Linked DNA regions of Homo sapiens: region 1 is linked to region 2. A link is an interaction called in ENCODE POLR2A ChIA-PET data of the cell type or tissue named here. Cell type or tissue: PC-9. All regions are shown on one strand.

Evidence for each region. ChIA-PET counts read pairs that join two places held together with the same protein. Peaks named below come from ENCODE experiments on the same cell type or tissue, not always from the same donor. Only the 100,000 strongest peaks of a DNase experiment are listed, where the experiment ranks them.
Region 1: POLR2A ChIA-PET joins it to region 2 with 9 read pairs; 1 of 35 experiments calls an interaction of 5 or more read pairs at or near these places.

The regions. Positions count from the first base shown.
Region 1 is chr1:112,817,047-112,821,046 of GRCh38, reverse strand. LINC01356 (long intergenic non-protein coding RNA 1356) reads left to right here. Exons shown (of 7, transcript NR_103746.1): 7 at 506-878. Among named protein-coding and RNA genes, the nearest start is that of LINC01357, 31 kb to the left of the region's middle. RefSeq lists enhancers at 2,131-2,860, 2,861-3,592. In PC-9, no CTCF peak of the experiment used is centred here; a DNase peak (open chromatin) is centred at 1,776.
Region 2 is chr1:114,112,448-114,116,447 of GRCh38, reverse strand. The region is part of intron 3 of SYT6 (synaptotagmin 6); the gene reads left to right. Among named protein-coding and RNA genes, the nearest start is that of SYT6, 39 kb to the left of the region's middle. In PC-9, no CTCF peak of the experiment used is centred here; DNase peaks (open chromatin) are centred at 1,867, 2,457, 3,407, 3,977 and 1 weaker place; H3K4me3 peaks cover 451 bases; H3K27ac peaks cover 3,896 bases.

The sequences.
Region 1 (4,000 bases), 1.3 Mb after region 2:
TTCTTTACACTGCCGGTTTACACTGTTTCTCCAAGCCATCACAGCTGATATCTCCTGGTGCTATCCCCAAACCGCCACTCTTAACTCTTAAAGTAAATAAATAATCTTTGCTGGCAGGGCTATGCTGAACCCCCTTGAGCACTCTCTAATTGGATGTCCTAGGTCCTCCCAATTCTTAGTCATTTAATACCTGTTTTTCTCCTTCTCTTATTTGGACCTTGTGTCTTCTGTTTAGTTTCTCAATTCATAACAAAACTGTATCCAGGCCATCACCAATCATTCTATATGACAACTGTTTCTTCTCACAACCCCACAATATCACCCCTTACCACAAAATCTTCCTTCAGCTTAATCTCTCCCACTCTAGGTTCCCATGCCACCCCTAATCCCGCTAGAAGCAACCCTGAGAAACATCATCCATTATCTTTCCATACCACCCCCCGAAAAATTTTTACCATCCCAACACTTTACCACTATTTTGTTTTATTTTTCTTATTAATATAAGAAGACAGGAATATCAGGTCTCTGAGCCCAAGCTAAGCCATCATATCCCCTGTGACCTGCATGTATGCATCCAGATGGCCTGAAGTAACTGAAGAATCACAAAAGAAGTGAAAATGGCGCGTGCCTGCCTTAACTGATGACATTACCTTGTGAAATTCCTTCTCCTGGCTCATCCTGGCTCAAAAGCTCCCCCACTGAGCACCTTGTGACCCCCACTCCTGCCTAACAGAGAACAATCCCCTTTGACTGTAATTTCCCACTACCTACCCAAATCCTATAAAACGGCCCCACCCCTATCTCCATTCACTGACTCTTTTTGGACTCAGCCCACCTGCACCCAGGTGAAATAAACAGCCTTGTTGCTCACACAGAACCTGTTTGGTGGTCTCTTCACACGGCGAGTGAAATTTAGTATTGTACCAATGGTAAATTGACAAATGTACCACGTTTATATAAGATTAACAGCAGAGGAGGCCGGGGGCGGTGGCTCATGCCTGTAATCCCAGCACTTTGGGAGGCCGAGATGGGCGGATCACGAGGTCAGGAGATCAAGACCATCCTGGCTAACACAGTGAAACCCTGTCTCTACTAAAAATACGAAAAAAAATTAGCTGGGCGTGGTGGTGGGCACCTGTAGTCCCAGCTACTCGGGAGGCTGAGGCAGGAGAATGGTGTGAACCCGGGAGGCGGAGCTTGCGGTGAGCCGAGATCGCAGCACTGCACTGCAGCCTGGGCGACTGAGTGAGACTCCGTCTCAAAAAAAAAAAAAAAAAAAAAAAAAAGATTAACTGCAGAGGAAGCTGGGTGAAAAGTATACAGGAACTCTCTATACTATCAAACTTTTTTTTAAAATCTGAAATTCCAAGATAAAAAGTAAGAAAATACCCATAACCCTGACTCCTTAGCTGAGCCGTCATCCTGCCAGGGCATCTTCCCCACTGTCAGAAAAGACAGTGCCAGACAGTGTCTTGTAAAGCAATTGCATTACAGCTTAGTGGCTACAGCTGAAGGCTGTACTGGATGGAAGTTCAGGAAACAGAAGAGGCTGAGTCCTGGGTGATCCTGAGGGTAAATAATGGCCAAACCTATCACTGGCTCCCGCAGTTCTGCAGTTTTGTCCCTCGGCTTTGAAATTCACAATGTGATTTTTCTCACTTGTGTATTTCCTTCCTTAATATGCTTTGCTGTCTCAAGAATTAAAAGAGCTTGCATTTTACTCACTTGCTCACTCCAGCTGGGTCCCAGGAGGAAGTGGCCATAAGTCATGAAGAAGTTAGGATTACGTCACATGATAAGCACAAGATAAGCACAACAGGGGAAGACTTGGATGTGCAGGGGGTGGTTTTCCAAGCCAGAAGCTTTATCCAGCTCCTACACTCCTTCCACCCACACAAAAGAGTCATTGTTTTTATTTATATCCACTTCCCCAAGGTTTGTGTGGATTAGATGATAAATTGTATGTAAAAGGGCTTCATACACTGTAAATATGACCAGCATTCATTCATATTCTGGTGCACTGACTATATGTATATACATCATTTTTTGTGTTTTTTTTTTTGAGATGGAGTCTCGCTCTGTCACCCAGGCTGGAGTGTAGTGGCACAATCTCGGCTCACTGCAACCTCCGCCTCCCGGGTTCAAGCAATTCTGCCTCAGCCTCCCGAGTAGCTGGGATTACAAGCATGTGCCACCACGCCTGGTTAATTTTTTTGTACTTTTAGTAGAGACAGGGTTTCACCATGTTGGCCATGCTGGTCTTGTGCTCCTGACCTTGTGATCCACCCGCCTCGACCTCCCAAAGTGCTGGGATTACAGGCGTGAGCCACCGCGCCCGGCCCGACTATATGTATATACATAATATGAGAAAGTTCAGCCGGGCACGGTGACTCATGCTTATAATCCTAGCACTTTGGGAGGCTGAGGCAGGTGGATTGCCTGAGCTCAGGAGTTCGAGACCAGCCTGGGCAACATGGTGAAACCCCATCTTTACTAAAATGCAAAAAAAATAAAAAATAAAAAAATAAAATTAGCTGGGCATGGTGGCGTGCTCCTGTAATCTCAGCTACTCGAGAGGCTGAGACAGGGGAATCGCTTGAACTTGGGAGGCAGAGGTTGTATTGAGCCAAGATTGCACCACTGCACTCCAGCCTGAGCGATAGAGCCGAGACTCCAACTCAAAAAAAAAAAAAAAAAAGATGAAGTTTGCCCTAGGGCGTTTTTCTCTTGCTGTTTTTTATTCTCTGTGCCCTCCTATCCCTCATGCTTTTGTTTGTTTTAAATGAGAAGGGCCTGAGTGCCTTTCTATCTGATTGTAATTCTGAATGCGATTCACACTGGAAGCTATGGAGACATTTGGTAACAACTGTAGACCCAGCCCTAGAAGGTGAATTTTAAGCATTGTCCAGCTTCTCAAATGCTAACGAGGAGCACAGCTGGGAAGACCTGGGCTTGCAGGGGGTAGATTTCTGAGCCAGGAGCTTCAGGGGGTTCCTGCACTCCCTCCACCCCCACACCGGCCCCACCCCATTCCTCCTGCATAGTTCTCAAGTACCAATCCCTGTAGGTCGCCCTGCTTCAGTGTCTCCCCATCAACACCCCCACCTTGCCTTTTTCCTTGCTATAGCTGTGGGTCAGGCCCTCACAGGGCCTCATCAGAATTCCTGAAATCTCCTTCGAAAAGCCTCCCAGCCTCACTTCTCATTTGCCACTTCCAAACCATCAATGCTACTATCACAGTATTGTAGGGAAAAGAAAGAAAGATCAGACTGTCACTGTGTCTATGTAGAAAGGAAAGACATAAGAGACTCCATTTTGAAAAAGACCTGTACTTTAAACAATTGCTTTGCTGAGATGTTGTTAATTTGTAGCTTTGCCCCTGCCACTTTGACCCAACCACTTTGACCGAACTTGGAGCTCACAAAAACATGTGTTGTATAAAATCAAGGTTTAAGGGATCTAGGGCTGTGCAGGACATGCCTTGTTAACAAAATGTTTACAAGCAATATACTTGATAAAGGTCATTGCCATTCTCTAGTCTCAATAAACCAGGGGCACAATGCACTGTGGAAAGCCGCAGGGACCTCTGCCCTTGAAAGCGGGGTATTGTCCAAGGTTTCTCCCCATGTGATAGTCTGAAATATGGCCTCGTGGGATGAGAAAGACCTGACTGTCCCCCAGCCTGACACCCATAAAGGGTCTGTGCTGAGGTGGATTAGTAAAAGAGGAAAGCCTCTTGCAGCTGAGATAGAGGAAGGCCACTGTCTCCTGCCTGCCCCTGGGAACTAAATGTCTTGGTGTAAAACCCGATTGTACATTTGTTCAATTCTGAGATAGGAGAAAAACCGCCCTATGGCGGGAGGTGAGACATGTTTGCAGTAATGCTGCCTTGTTATTCTTTACTCCACTGAGATGTTTGGGTGGAGAGAAACATAAATCTGGCCTACGTGCACGTCCAGGCATAGTACCTTCCCTTGAACTTAATTATGATATAGATTCT
Region 2 (4,000 bases):
TTTCATATGTGGGTTTCCTCCTCCCAGTCCTGGTGGCTGCTCCCCAGAGACCTCAGGTACAAAGATCTGTGCAGAGAGGGCCCGGGGTTCTTCCACTGAACTGCCGCGTTGGGGACAAGAATTTTGGCCCAGGGGTTCTGCCCCTGCTGGCCTAGCTTCTCCCCCTCCCTCCTTCCCCTGAGGCAGTGTCTGCTGCAGCAGTTTGGCACTTGGTGAGAGAATGACTTAACAGGTGACTTTCGTGAGAAATGACGGGCTGAGGCCAGGGTGCTGCACTAGCAGGTTTAAGTGAGCAGGATGTATCCTCTCATAGTCTGTAACGCAGGGTGACACCATCCATTCATCTTCTTTCAAGAGAGGCAGGTGGGGGCAGGCAGAAGGGAGGTAATATTCTAAGTCTCAGAGCTTTCTCTCTCATGCTTCTTGCTTCCAGAACACCAAGAAATTTCACCTTCAAAACCTACACGGTCCTCGGCAGCCCTAACCCTCAATAACCAGGGACAGAAGGTGGGGTGGAGTGGGGTGGAGCATGGACAGTCCCAGAGGAGGCTGGGTGGGATGGAGGAGAAGAGCAACACCTTCAGAGTCAACAAACCTGAGTCCAAAGCCAAGCTTAGCACATGAGACCCTAGGCAAGTTATTTAACCTCTATGAGTTTCAGTACAATGTAGAGATGATTATGCGCTCCTCCCAGGCATAGAGTATGAGTAAAATGAACGTAATATGTGTTAAGAGCTGGGTGCAGTGGCTCATGCCTGTAATCCCAGCACTTAGGGAGGCCGAGGCGGGCAGATCATGAAGTCGGGAGTTTGAGACCAGCCTGGCCAACATGATAAAACCCCGTCTCTACCAAAAATACAAAAATCAGCCCGGCATGGTGGCATGCACCTGTAATCCCAGCTACTCGGGAGGCTGAGGCAGGAGAATTGCTTGAATCCAGGAAGCCGAGGTTGCAGTGAGCCGAGATCGCACCACTGCAGTCCAGCCTGGGCGACAGAGCGAGACACTCAAAAAAAAAAAAAAAAGTGTTAAGTACCCAACATAGTGCCTACAAACTAGTAGATGCTCCATAACTGTTAATCTCCTCCTCTCTTGACTTTGGCTTTAATCACCAAAATAAATAGATTCAAAGAAGTGGAAGAAACTTCAAAATCCTGTCCAGAGTATTCGTGTTCAATTGGTTCTTCCAACTAGACAAAAGCAATGGTTGTCAGTTCCTGAGACTTCCCTGGGGCATGTTAAACATAGATTATTGGCCCTGCCTTCTGGTGAGGGTAGGGCCCAAGAATTTGTGTTTCTGATTAGTTCCAAGTGATGCTGATCTTATTGGTCAGGAACACATCCTTGGAGATCTATGGCAATAAGGAATATTTACAGAGTGGTGTCAGATATCTTTGAAACACTGTCTTTGCTTAATACCTAATTTTCTTAAACCCTGTAAATTTGGATAAGGCAGCTTCTTTCTAAAATATACCCAGTGTGCCATGTGGTGCACAGGAAAAAGGCAAAGGGAAGTAAGTGGTGAGGGCCAGGACCAGTCCAGCAGCCCACATGGCTTCGATCCTTCAGAACCCTTGCTTGTGCCTAAAAAAAGAGAAGAGGCCTTTTATGCCTTAACTTTTGCTTGGCAGCTCTGATATTTAATGACTTCAGTTGCATTAGGACATGTTCCATGTCACAGAGATTCTAATAGGGTCTGACCTGGGGCAACCTCAGAATCTCTCGCCTTATATCACGAACTGAGGCTATGTAACACTCATCTGGGAAGCCTGTCAATAATGCAAACATCCAGGCCCCGCCTCCAGAGATGATGACTCAGTAGATCTTGGGCGCAGCTCAGGAATCAAGTCTCCACCTCCCAAGCTTCTAATGCAGGGAATATTCAGCCCACCCGCTGAGGAACACCTATGAGGCTCCACCCTGACACCATCTCAATAACCACAGCAACCCTCCTGGGGAGACCAGAGGCTGAGGCTGAGGTTAAGCAAGGGCCTACTCTTGTCACCCATTCATTTTGCCACCTTAACCAGGTGAGCCCCACAAAGCTGAGTTGCTCATTAATTCAACAAATACTTGTCAGCATCTGTTATACACCAGGCACCGTGCTCAGTACTGAGAATACAGTGGTGAGTAAAATATGAGGTTGAGATTAGGGTGAGGCGAGTGAAGTACCCAGGGGGCAGAATGGAAGGGGACACTCACTCTTGGATACATGCATGAACCTGACAGTGAGCACTTCCTTCACTTTTGTACCTGGGCACCTGCTTTGCCTCACCCTTGTCCTGGCCCTGGCAAAACAGACCCAGATCTGTCCTTCGGGAACACAGTTGGCAGCAGAGGGAGGCGCTGGAGGAAGTGGCCTGAGATGAGTGGGTCTCTGCCATGTGAAGAGCTGGGGAAAGAACGGTCAATCAGAGGAAGAGAAAGTGCAAAGTCATGGGGCAGGAAGAGCCTGGGGCATTTGAGGAAGCCTGTGAGGAGAGCCCTGGCACGGGGGGAGGCTGAAGAGTCAGCCCCGTTCGTGGAGGGCCCTGTAGATCTTGATAAGTGCTTTTGTTTTTATTCCTAGTGAAAGGGGATGCCATTGGAGGTTTTAAACAAGGAGTGGTACAATCCATTTTCCATCTGGGGAAGAGCACTCTGGCTGCTGTGTGGAGAATGGGGCGGGAGAGCAAGGGAAGCAGGGAAGGCAGATAGGAGGCGGCTGTATGCTGGCAGGGGGGTAGGCTTTGGCCTCCGTGTGGCACTGGAGATGGAGAGAGGTGGGTGGACTTGAGATGGAATTTGGAGTTAGAATTATCAGGGCTTGATGATGATCTAAATCCAAAAGAGGAAGGCAGATGTCCACAAAGATGTCTCATTTCTGGCTTGAGCAACTGGGTGGATGGATGGGCCAGGTTGGGGAAAATTAGAGGAGAATGTAAACAGAAAAGGGCAACTTTGAGCCTCTGAGAAGTTTTAGATTTCCAGCCACATGGCCATGTCATTTTGGATATATGAGTCTGGAGTCTAGAAGAGATGTCTGCGGAGGGGCCATAAACTCAGGAGCCATGAGTGGGGAGATGGATATTAACATTATGGCTGAGTGAGGAGAGAAAAAGCTTGACAAACTTCACTGTTTAGAGGCAGGGATGGGAGAAGAGGCTGGCACAGGAAACCTGAAAAAGGCAGCCAGAGAGGTGGGAGAAGAACCGGAAGGAAGTGGAGTTGTCAAGAGCAGGGCAGTCAACTCTGTGAAAGGCTGGAAAGAGCTTCTCTATGGAGCACCTTGCCATGGCAAGACCCAGAGATTCTGGAGTGTGGGGAGCAGGAGGTGGGGAAAGATCTTAATCTTCAGGGTGACTGTCCCCAAAGAGATGATGAAGCTAAAGCCACTGTCACGCAGTGCAGGCCTGTGCCTTTGGCTGAGACCAAAGCCCTGCCTATTTGGCATCCCCCTCAGGGCACTTGTTTGCAAGAAACATTCCTCAGCTGCCCCAGGAGACTCATCAGGAAACCAGGACCAAGGTATCTTCCCTCCTGCTGAGAGTCCCAGCCCCCACAGCCCTGCGAGGGGCAGAGAGCAGATCTCTCACCACGGGGAGATGTCTGCCCTCTCCCCAGGAGAAACTGGCAGCTATTTGACAGCCACTCGGCAAGACAACTTGTGACAAGAAATTAAGATGGATTTTCATCATTAACTTCATTAATGTACCCTTTACTACCCCCACCACCCCTGTGGTTAATGAAGATGACAGTGGAAGGACCAGATCTGAAGTGAGGTCCTCGGCTCTGGGCTCTCAGGCACAAGCACCCTACGGCACAGACTTCCTGGCTTGACCAGGCATTACTGCCATCTCTTCTAAAATTTCTCCAAACTCCACTCCTCTCAAGCTCCTTTCCACTCTCTCAGCCCCTCTTCTTCTCCACCCTCACTTTAAAAAGTCATTAGGAAGAGATCTGCACCTCCCAGTGTGTTCTGACTCACGGATATTTGCCCAAAAGTAATGGTGCGTGTGAA